2 separate regions of the Homo sapiens genome follow, and region 1 is linked to region 2. The links are chromatin contacts, found by Hi-C or POLR2A ChIA-PET in ENCODE. All regions are on one chromosome and are shown on one strand. The core of a region is the stretch at or near the end of the contact, and the rest is flanking DNA. Distances in the headings are between cores, read along the strand shown. Region 1 holds the start of TCIRG1 (T cell immune regulator 1, ATPase H+ transporting V0 subunit a3). Region 2 overlaps LOC112268076 (translation initiation factor IF-2-like).

The links. A loop is a pair of places that touch in the nucleus more often than their neighbours do. ChIA-PET counts read pairs that join two places held with the same protein, here RNA polymerase II (POLR2A). Pooled maps may share reads with other maps.
Region 1: a map of naive thymus-derived CD4-positive, alpha-beta T cell shows a loop between it and region 2 (30-fold over the local background). The contact joins the promoter of TCIRG1 here to the enhancer-like site in region 2. A Hi-C loop is called at or near these places in 1 of 168 maps with a recorded cell type or tissue (naive thymus-derived CD4-positive, alpha-beta T cell) and 5 of 50 pooled maps. POLR2A ChIA-PET finds 5 or more read pairs at or near these places in 1 of 52 experiments (T-cell).

The regions. Positions count from the first base shown.
Region 1 is chr11:68,036,803-68,040,936 of GRCh38, reverse strand. It overlaps TCIRG1 (T cell immune regulator 1, ATPase H+ transporting V0 subunit a3), which reads right to left and starts at 1,912. Exons shown (of 20, transcript NM_006019.4): 1 at 1,818-1,912. RefSeq lists silencers at 1-40, 1,721-1,800, 1,861-2,040 and an enhancer at 1,932-2,553.
Region 2 is chr11:67,953,512-67,960,101 of GRCh38, reverse strand. LOC112268076 (translation initiation factor IF-2-like) reads left to right here. Exons shown (of 4, transcript XM_047427952.1): 3 at 4,076-4,620. Among named protein-coding and RNA genes, the nearest start is that of UNC93B1, 47 kb to the left of the region's middle. Within about 2 kb of position 4,446, at least 3 of the 41 ENCODE cell types and tissues checked have a DNase peak (open chromatin) inside an H3K27ac peak, as active enhancers do.

The sequences.
Region 1 (4,134 bases), core at 663-3,162, 83 kb before region 2:
CGGGCTGCCGTCACCCTAGACAGGACCCCACTGGCCCAGGCACTTAGGCCCAGGGCTGCCCCGGGGGTGGCTGGAGCCCTCGCTGCTCCCTGTGGAGCTGCATGTGCTGAGTGGTAGGAGCGGGCATCTCCACCGGGTACCCTGGGGCTAGCCAGGGAGCACTGCTGTGGGGGGGCTGTCCCCTGAGGCCCGGGCCGCCCGGCAGCAGCCGCAGCCTTCCAGGTGTTGAAACCAACAAAAGTGAAACTACAGAATGGCGGGGAAGGGCCCGGGGCCTTGCTCAAGGCCGATGTGGGGTGGGGGCAGGTGCCAGGCCACCTCCAACCCGCCCTGGATGCTGGGGCCCCTCCAGCTCCAAAGCCACTGCTCTCAGGGCCCAGGGCCCCTCTGTGGGAATCAGTTGCTTAGCTCGAAAATTAGGGGGAGGGGACAGGCCTGGTCAGGGCCCCGCCTGCCCAGCCAGTCACTTCCTCCCCTGGGTCTGGTTTACTTAACTCTAAACAGGGAAACGCAGCCCCAGCCCCAGCCTGGGAAAGGAGAGAAGGAGGGAACGAGGGAACACTGAGCAGATGGCCCAAGGCTGCAGGTGGGCAGGGCAGGGGGCAGCGGGGCTGGGTTCCATCCCTAAGGACCAGGCCCGGCCACAGGGCAGAGGGACTTGGAGCCCAGGCTGAGATTGGGTGTGTGACCTTGGGCAAGTCTCTCACCCTCTCTGTGCCTCTACTTCCTCTTTGGGTGAATGGGACGTGGCACCCCTGACAGAGACAGGATCTAGGGAGGTGACAAAAATAACCAGAGCCTCAACTGAATCCCTTCATCCACACGACCTCACACTAATCCCTGGGGGGAGAAACCCTTGGGGAGGGGGTACGGTGCTTTTGTTTCATACAGGACTCCACTGACACTTGGAGAGGTAAAGTCCAATGTTATGTGCCCAGCACAAAGGGTGAGCTCAGAGGAGGGTTGTGTCTGACCTGGCTCCCTTTGGGGCTGTGCTGGCCAAATAAGGAGGTGTGGGGAATCAGCTCTGGGGATCTGGGGAGGGGTCACCCCTGGCTCAGGGCCATCAGGGCTCCCACAGCCACTATGCCGAGGGCTCGAGGGCCGGGCTCCTTCCAGCACTTCCCAGGGGGTGGGGGAACAACCTGTAATGGGCGGGGGGAAAGGTGTGGGGACGTGATCAGCCCCCGTGCCTGGCATGTGAGGCTCCACTGGCTCACCCCCTACCCCTGTCCCCCTTGGTCCCCGCTCTAGCCAGGGTCACCCAGCCACTTTTATGGTGTAAATGAATACGCCTCCATCCTGCGGCCCTGGGGTCCAGGCTCCAGCCCACTCCTCACCCTGTGCCCCTTTCCTGGCCCCTCCAGGAACCCAGCAGGTCTCTCTGCACCTCTGCCCTCCCCTCCAGATGATGGGAAGGCAGTAGGAGAGGGTCTGGCGCCCCCTCCATTCCAAATGGGGTGGGCTCTGGAGTCAAATGACCCAGCTGGTCTCCAGCTCTGACACTTCCTAGTTGTGTGGTCTCAGCTTCCCCATCTGTAGAATGGGTCCCTCCCTCCAAGGAAGCAGCAGCGGGGAAAGCTCCGCGCACACCAGGCCCGGGAACGCTGGGCTGTGTTGGTAAACACCCCATCCTTCTCCTCCTCCCTTGGGGATCCTCCGTGGCCCCCCGCAAGGCCTGACACCCTGCGGGGTGGCGGGCTGAGCTGCATTCACGGAGCCAACTGGGTGGGGCGCCAGGATCTCCTCCCCGGGGCAGGGGGAAGAGGGTGGGCAGGAAATTCTGGGGCTCCGCAGACCCCGGCAGGGGCACTCACCCCGGGTGTGCTGCGCGCCGCGCCTCCGCTGCTGGCTGCCCCGCTCCGCGCACGCCGGGCGGGACTCAGAACTGCACTCCCGCCAGCCCGGGACTAGGCGCCGCTCACTCCTTTCCGGGCAGGCGGGACGACGGGGAGGGGCCAGGGACGCCCCGCCCCCGGCCCAAGGCTCCACTGGAGTCCAGGAAGTCTGGGAGAGGTTGAGCCCAGGCTGTGGCCTGGCGGACGGGTCCTGAGGCGCTTAATCCCGGAGAGGAGGCCTGGAGAAAGGAGCGGATAACAGACCACTGCCAACCGCGCGCGTCTATGCTGGCCCCGATGCAGGGGCAGCTCCGCTCAGGCCCAGCTCAGGATAGGAGATGAGACCCTGCTCTCCTCTCACTTCGAGGCTTGTGCGCCTCTGGCTGATGGGACCCCAACATTCGCAGGCTCATGGGCTTGGGGTCCCCAGGATGCTCCCCCACCTCCGGGACCCCTCCCTTGGGCGGCAGTGAAACCCGCCGGTGCTTACACCTTCCTGCTCTTGACCACCCTGGAGAGGCCCCGCTCTGGCCCTTGGGTGGGTGGCTGCCCCACTCTGGGCCTGCTTCACTGGCAGCAGGACACAGGGCCAGGCCATGCTGCCTTGTTCTGCCCAGCGCCCCGCACCCAGCAGGCCCTGGGAGATACCCTGGGGCCAGAGGCCAGCTGTCAGCTCCACCTGCAGCTGCAGCCGCGGGGGGTAGAGGGGGGTGTCACTGTGACCTTGCTCCAGGTCAGCACCATGGGCGTCATCAGGTCCTAGTGCCTGGAAGCTGGGACTCACGACCGTCCAGCTGCCTGCACTTTGGACAGGCCTGGGGCATTCCCACTGGAGGCCAGGGGCCCTTCAGCTCTGGTGATCCCTAAGCCCCACACAGCGAGCACAGGCCTGTGGGGCTGCGGCAGGGGTGGACAAGTGGAGCCCCAGAGCCGGGCCTGGAAACTGAGTCACAGCCAAGCTCAGCTGTGGTTCCTCAGAAAATTGGGGGACTTGTGGTTGGGCGCCATAGGCCTGTTCTGACAGGGTCGGGGCCTGATACAACCAGACAGCCTGAGTGGGGTCTCAGCAGTAAGTGCCTGGGAGACCACGGTAAGGGAAAGAACCCAGCGGTGAGCTGGAAAGACTGACCCGCTTGGAATAGAAGTATTCAGTGCACAGCTACAGGCTCCATGCCACGCTCTGACGGCGGTTACGTCTGGGAAAAGCTAAACCGGCGGTGCTTCAGGAGTCCTGCGCCTGCCTTGTTTTTGGAAAGAACACCTGTTTTCATCAGTGGCCAAGATGAGCTGCGGGCCAGACCTGTGGACACTTCCCGGGCTCCAGGCTTCCCCTCGCCTCCTGCAGTTACTTCTCACCCCAGTGCCACAGGCTGTGGGGCCCAAGCGGGAGCCTGGCCACTTTGGCATTAGATGGCAATGCCTGGTCTAGGAAGGAGGCCCAGGTGTTAGACCTGAGAAAAGCTCCCTGGGAATGGGCTGGGAGAGGCTGGTGTTTTTGCTGCAGGCCTTCTCAGAGCCTTGAATGTCTACCATGCAGTACCTGCCAGCAGGCACACAGCAGCTGGAGCATTTCCAACACTCACTGGGCCAGGAAACTTGTTCTTTCGAAGAAGTAGCTTTTTACAAAGTAGTGCTTTGTAAAAAGCACTTTTGGAAATGATGGTAGATGGGGGGGGTCAAGGTCTCTGAACTGAGTTTTATTATGGGATGTGCCCTGCATGGCCCTGAGCAAGCCCTTTCACCTCTCGGAGCTGGTTTCCTCACTGCAAATGAAGTGAAATCCTTCCACAGTACTTAGCACAAGTTCAGGGGGGCTGCTTTTGGCCATTATATGGGCAAGGGGCTTGTGTGTGGCCCTAGGGAAACCCCACCGTGTCGCTGGGCCAGCAAAGCAGGAAGTGGTGAGCAGTGGCCGGGCCAGCACCCTGGCGTAGGGAACACAGGAAAGAGGATGTGGCTGGACGCAGGCCAGCTCAGGGCCAGCAGGGCCTGTGTCACCCTCGTGTGACTGTCACCCCAAGCAGGCTTCCTCCTACCCCCAGCAAGGATGCCCCGGCCTGAGTTTCTGCCACTTGCTGTTCTTCAGCCTGAGGTCTTGGGAGGCTCCAAGTCCTAAGCGTCTTACAAGTGGATGGCTCTTGGGAGACAGGAGGCCCAGGCCCCAGCCAGGACACCCGGGAGAGTGGGAACGGCAGGTCTGTGGTGACCTCTGGCATCGCTGGGCCTTGGGGAAGACGCCCAGGAAGAGGCAGGGTGACAGGGATGCTGCGGCCTGTGGTCTAGCCATGAGAGCCTG
Region 2 (6,590 bases), core at 3,197-5,696:
CAGGCATGCACCACCACACCTGGCTGATTTTTGTATTTTTTTGTAAAGACAGGGTCTTTCTATGTTGCTCAGGCTAGTCTTGAACTTCTGTGTGCGCCCACCTCAGCCTCCTGCATTTTTAGGAAGCCCCTCTTGTAGGGATTTTGATGCAGAGGCCTGGGTGCCTCATGTCTCCTCCCATCTCTCTCTGTCTTTCTGTCTCTGTCTCTGTCTCTGTCTATCTCTCTCTCTTTCTCTTTGCCTTATAGCTGCCCTGGGGACTAGACTCTGCCTTAGGCATCCCTCTGACTCCTGTTTCCTTTTACACTGAGGCAGCTTTAAGTCGCACCTTGATCTGAAGACTTGGGCTTCTGTTCCTATTGCTTGCTTTTGTTGGAAGGGCCGTGCAGCTTCTTGACAAATTGCAAAGGTGCCCACGAGTTTCCAAGTCCCCAACAACCAACCAGATGACAAACAAGGATGCAGCCCACGGCTGGGGAGACAGATTTCATGTCCACACAGAGACTCCAAGATGCTGAACTGAAATCCACCCCGAAACCTGTTTTCTCTCTCATTTAAGTTCAATGTCACCTGGGGGCTTGCAGGGCAGGGCTGGTGACCATTCACAGGGCAAAGATGCTTTGAAATGTCAACTGAGAATGGTGTGGTGGTTGACAGATGGCACATCAGGGCATAGATTAACATGGAAAGAGAAACTCACCCCTTGGGGGTAGTGTGTGAGGCTGGCAGCCACACAGATGGTTTTTCCTGCGAGCTCTTGCATAGATGCAAACAGCCAGGAGGTTTTGCTTTCTGAGCCTGAGTGGAACAATGTTCCTCCCTGCACATTGCCGCTCTGCAGCAAATGTTTATTCCTGTTGCATTGATTAAAAGTGCTTACCAGGCCGGGGGCGGTGGCTCAAGCCTGTAATCCCAGCACTTTGGGAGGCCGAGGCGGGTGGATCACGAGGTCAGGAAATTGAGGCCATCATGGCTAACACGGTGAAACCCCGTCTCTACTAAAAATACAAAAAATTAGCCTGGCATGGTGGCGGGTGCCTGTAGTCCCAGCTACTTGGGAGGCTGAGGCAGGAGAACGGCATGAACCTGGGAGGCAGAGCTTGCAGTGAGCCGAGATTGCGCCACTGCACTCCAGCCTTGATGACAGAGCAAGACTCCGTCTCAAAAAAAAAAAGTGCTTACTAAAAGGGTTTGAGGGGAGTGGTGACAGTGTGAGTTATGTCTCTGCCGGCTGCCAGTGGAGCCAGCCGCTCTGCACAGCTGTGCAAGGGTGTTTTGAAAAGTGGCTCAGCCAGCCAGGAGTGACTGGGTGTAAGTGTTGCTGCCACAACATCTTGTAGCCTGATTGGGGCCGTATTTGCAGAACCCCTAAACCACTACATTTGTTCAGGCTTAAAAATAAGCTTGCTTTTTTGTTTGTTTGTTTGTTTTGGTTTGTTTTATGAGATGGAGTCTTGTTCTGTCGCCGGGTTGGAATGCACTGGCATGATCTCGGTCCACTGCAACCTCTGCCTCCTGGGTTCAAGTGATTCTCTTGCCTCAGGCTCCCGAGTAGCTGGGACTACAGGCATGTGCCATCATGGCCAGCTAATTTTTGAATTTTTAGCAGATATGGGGCTTCACCATGTTGACCAGGATGGTCCGATCTCTTGACCTCGTGATCTGCCCACCTCGGCCTCCCAAAGTCCTGGGATTACAGGTGTGAGCCACCGTGCCTGGCCAAACATAAACTTACTTTCTTACCTCTTCTGCTGAACTCTATTTGCTTCTTTTCCCAAAAGTCTTTATCCAAAAGAGTTTTAGCAACAAAGTTACCCAATGCCCTTCCCTAGTCTCTCCTTGCAACTGGCTCTCAGCAGGTGGTAGGAGGAAATCCTTGACAGAACCAATTTACATGACTGTTTGGAGGACTCTGGCTAGCCCCAGAAGGTGTTTGCATTTTTAAATTGGTTACTAGTGTCAGAATGTTTCATGAGTAAGAGCACAGCCTCTCTGTTGGATGCCCTGAATTTGAATCTCAGCAAGGCCACTTTGTATATAACCAGAGGATGGATTTGGGGACCCAATGGATTTACCATGACATGAACTTGCACCAACATTCACCTGACCTCCAAAATGCCTATTCTGACTGGTAGACCCTAGTCTCGCCCTAGTGCCAGTTCAGAGCCTGTGTCCAGTGATCCTGCACAGATCTCATTAGTTCCTTTTCCCCTGTTCAGTCATCCTGGTAAAAGGCTGTGTATTCCTTTGGGGGCAGGCTGGGAGAAAAATTGACAGTATAAATTTTTGGCAGTGGAGCAGAGTCCTTTCTGGAGGGGACCTGGCTTCCCATTCAGACAAGGGACTCCGGGTCTGTGAACTGGCTTATGTCTGGGAATTGACTGGGGACTGTGACTCTGTTGTTATGATTCAGATTAGACTTCTACTCACCTGACCTAGAACTCTTCTGCAAACACAGATCAAGTAAAAATGTGGCAGGCTTCTTACCTATTTCACTTCTAGGAATGCCACGATCAGCTGGCACCATAGGTCTCTGTGAGTCAGGCTGTTCTGGTTGCAGCTTTGACTCTGCTGTCTTTTATGGTAACTGCGTCCACCTTGCCTTTGGGGATTGAGTGCTGCAATCACTTGGCCCCGGCCCCTGTAGTGTGCCTATGTCACTTACCCTCTTTATACCTCAGTCTCCTCCTCTGTAAAATGGGCATCCTAATAGCACCCACCCCCAGGGCTGCTGTGAGGTATAGATGGATTAGCATATTGAAAGTAATAGAAGAGAGTCCAAAGCCCATGTGTCGTTATCAGAATTATTTCATGACAGGGGAGAGCTGGAGGAGAGAGGAAGGTGCTGAGCAGACCCATGTGCTCTCCCACCAGTGTTTCCTGAGCACCTACTATGTGCTGCCCACTGTGAGAGCTGTTAGGGTTGAAATAGGGAGCACAGCAGGGTAGGGTCCGCCATCAGGAGCTTAGTGGAGAGACCATTGTGCAACATGGTTCCAGTGCTTGGGGTGGAGAAGCTCAGGGAGTTCAGGGGCCTAGGATCCTGGGCAGAATCATGGAAAGGACACAGCCTCCCCAGCCTCTCCTGCCTCCACTGCCTCCCTGGCCTCCTCTGCTTCCCTGGCCTCTCCTGCCTTCCTGGCTTCCCCTTCCACCCCAGCATCCCCAGTCTCCCCTGTCTCTCCTGCTTTTGAGGTGGGCCAGGAGCTGCTGGTGCTCAGCCTGTCCTGGACTCTTGGTGTAGCACCTCAATGTCCAGAAAATACCCCCGAGTTCAGCTCATCACACAGCCAAGGAAGGAGCTCCACACTGACACTAAGAGTGCATCCTGGGCTCATTCATCAGGGCGTGCCTCCAGAATATTTCTCCACGTCTCCTCCCTTTGCCCACCTGCATTGTCTCTGTGCCTCAGCCCCGGCTAGGGGCCTGCAAGGATCCCCTATCTCCTCTGCCCCTGCACGGCTGGGTCCCAGGCAATCTGTCTGCCCACCACACCTTTCTCCTCTTGCCCACCACGCTCCAGCCCCACAGTCCTCTTTCTGCTTCTTTCCCAGCCTCTGGGCTTTTGCACACGCTGTTCCCTCTGCCTGAACAACCTCCACTGGGCTGAGAACAACTCTCTGAGACGTCTCTCAGCTGTTGCTTCCTTTGGAACAGCCGCTGTTGCTGTCAATCTCCCAGCGCCAAGACATGCTGAGCCTCCTGTCTTTTTCAGTTCCCATGCCCCCAGCACTTCTTCTTGGCCTCCTTTTGCCCAATTGACAATGTCCATTCTCAATGCCTTCTCACCCAGGGCTGAGCCCTACTGTGTGAAGGCCATGCCTGTCATGTTCACCACAATATCCCCTCCCCCATCACCACGCCTGGTCCACAGAGATGCTCAAAAAAGATCTGTTGGTAGGCAACGCGAAGGTGCATTCATGTCATCCTGCAGGCGGAATTCTCCACGAATTTTGAGCAGCCTCGGTTTTCCCACCACCTCCAAATCATGCAAGACACAGGGTAAGAGCAAAGACAAGGTGGCTGTGGCTGATGTCCACCCTCTCGGGGCGTCCCTTCTCTCCTCCTTGGGCAGGGAGACCATCGGGGTGCAACCTGGTTGGGGCGGGGAGGAGGTGCAGGGCCTGGCCAGAGCGGGCATGGCCGCAGGCAGGGGACAGCGACTGCTTGGGCCAGGGCAGGCGAGCTCAGCGCAGGCCAGGGCCCGGCGTGTCCGCGGTGGGCGCGAGCGGCCAGCAGAGGGCGCCAGAGAGCAACGAGCGGCCCGCGGAGGAGCCCACGCCCGCCCCGATGCCTAGCTCCGCGCCGCGCGGACCCACCGAGCCCGCGCTCAGACGCCCCAGCTCCGCCGACAGGCCGCTCGCGCCGGGTCCTTCCTCTTCCCCAGGTGCAGGCAGAGCCCCCGGAGCCATGGCCAGCCCTTCCGGCAGCTCCAAAGCCACTGGCAAGCCCCGAGGCAGGGATGGCCGGCCCAGGAGAGAGGAGGACGACGTCACTCCCGAAGAGAAGAGGCTGCGGCTGTTGCTGGAGGAGGGAAGCGCACAGCCCGATGACGGGGAGGACGCACCGCGGCCAGGCAGGAAGGAGACCGGCACCCAGACAGGTGGCGACGGCAGAGGAGTAAGTGACGCGGGCGCGGGGGTCCGGGGGTGCCGGGGGTGCCGGGGACGCGGGGTAGGGGCGGCGGGAGGCTCCGTGGCCGGCCCCGGGTTGAAGTTGGTAACTGAGCGACAACTCCGGCGGGCGCGGAGTGACAGCTCGCGACGGCCTCCGAGACGCCAGCTGCCCCTTCTCGGCTGTGTGGCTTCGACTTCCTGATTCTCCCACGACGTCCCTGGACTAGAGACCCGCTGGACTCTGCGGCTAGCCAAAAGGGGAGGGGGAGCCCCGCGTCCTGGGGGCCCCTAGCAGGGGAAGGGGCGGGGGTTGCGCTGAGCGTCCTGTCTGGGGCATCTGTCTGGGACTCTGTCAGTGCCTCTCACCTGGCGAGGGGCTTGTGGCGGGGGTAGGGGGGAAGTCCCTGGCGCCAGGCTTGGCCAAGCCCTGCTCTGCTGGGCTGCGGGCTGGCGGTGCTCACCCAGCTCCTCACCTGCCCCGCATCTTCCTGTTTTTCTTCCCTTTCTGGTTGGGCAGCGAGAGTTGAGAGGAGGCAGATGGCTTACATCCCAGAAATCGCTCTCCTCTTTCCATCCCTACAGAGAGGGACAGAGAGGGAAAGTTCCTTGCATCCCCCGGGACGCTGTCCCTGTGAGCTCCCGGTGTCCTGCACACGTGAGCCCCTGAGTTACCGGGCCTGTGTGTGTGGGATGGGGCTCCGTGGCCAGCCTGGCCTCCTGGAGTTCACTTTCTGCTTTCCTACACCAACTCTTCCTGTGTGGCTTTGCTGGCCTTCCACTGAGGAGGCACATGGGTTTGGAGGGCAGATGAGGGCCCACTGGAGAGCTGTACCCCTCAGTGAGGGCCGCCACCTTGATGGTTTTTGATGGATAATGGGGTTGACCTCTTTGTTCTTTCCACATGTTTTTATGTTTGACCATTTGCTCAGCTGAGCTTGTCTTAATAATTGGATTCGTGGTTAATGAGCCCCACATGGGCGAGAGGGCGGCCTTCATTCGGAACCCATTTAGGCAGCACGGGCAGCCCTCCTCGCCGTGGGCGGCATCAGAGCCCCCCTGCCCAGTCTTGGGGTTGCTCCTGGATGCCGTCTGGGAGGCTTGCTCATGGTGACATCCTTATCTCCCCGTGCACGTTACCGCATTCAGAGCTTGGGTCACCTGGACACTGAACTCAGGCGAATTTTCTCTGAGATCCTGGGAGAAGGAGGACAGTTCTCTGGAAGGTTTTCCAGGGCCGATCACGGAAAGGATGAGAAGGGAGAGGTCCTGGTCGGGGACACAATTACGATGGCAGTGTAACGCCGGGAAACTTTATTGCATGAAGTCCCTCTCACTCCCTCTACCTCCTTCTTTTACGTGGACTCTGCCAAAGACCAGGATACCAGAATGCAGTGGAGTGACCAAGTGTAGTGGGACCTTGGGAACCTGAGTCTGGAGCCAGGCGGCTGGGGTTTGCATCCTGGTTCTGCCCCTCCTTAGCTGGCTGACATGGCACAAGCCACTTACCCTCTCTGAGCCTTACTGTCTTCAGTGGCAAATGGATCTGTCAACAGGCCTCGTTGCCTGGGGTTGTTACTGCTGAGATTAAGGGAAGCTCGTCCATAGAAGCACTTAGCGTTGTGCCTGGCACATAGTGTATGGTGGATAAATGGGACTTAGGACTAAAACTCATGCCTTGGTGTGTTTTTGCAGTGATGTTTTGTTCTGGGGTGCATCACAAGAGACAAGGTTCTTGGCTGGGCGTGGTGGCTCAAGCCAATAATCCCAGCACTTTGAGAGGCTGAAAGGGGAGGATTGCTTGAGCCCAGGAGTTTAAGACCAGCTGGGCAACATGGTGAAGCCTCATATCTACCAAAAAAAAAAAAAGCCAGTTATGGTGGTGTGTGCCTGTAGTCCCAAGTACTTGGGAGGCTGAGGTGGGAGGATTGCTAGAGTCTGGAAGGTCCGGCTGCAGTGAGCTGTGATCATGCCACT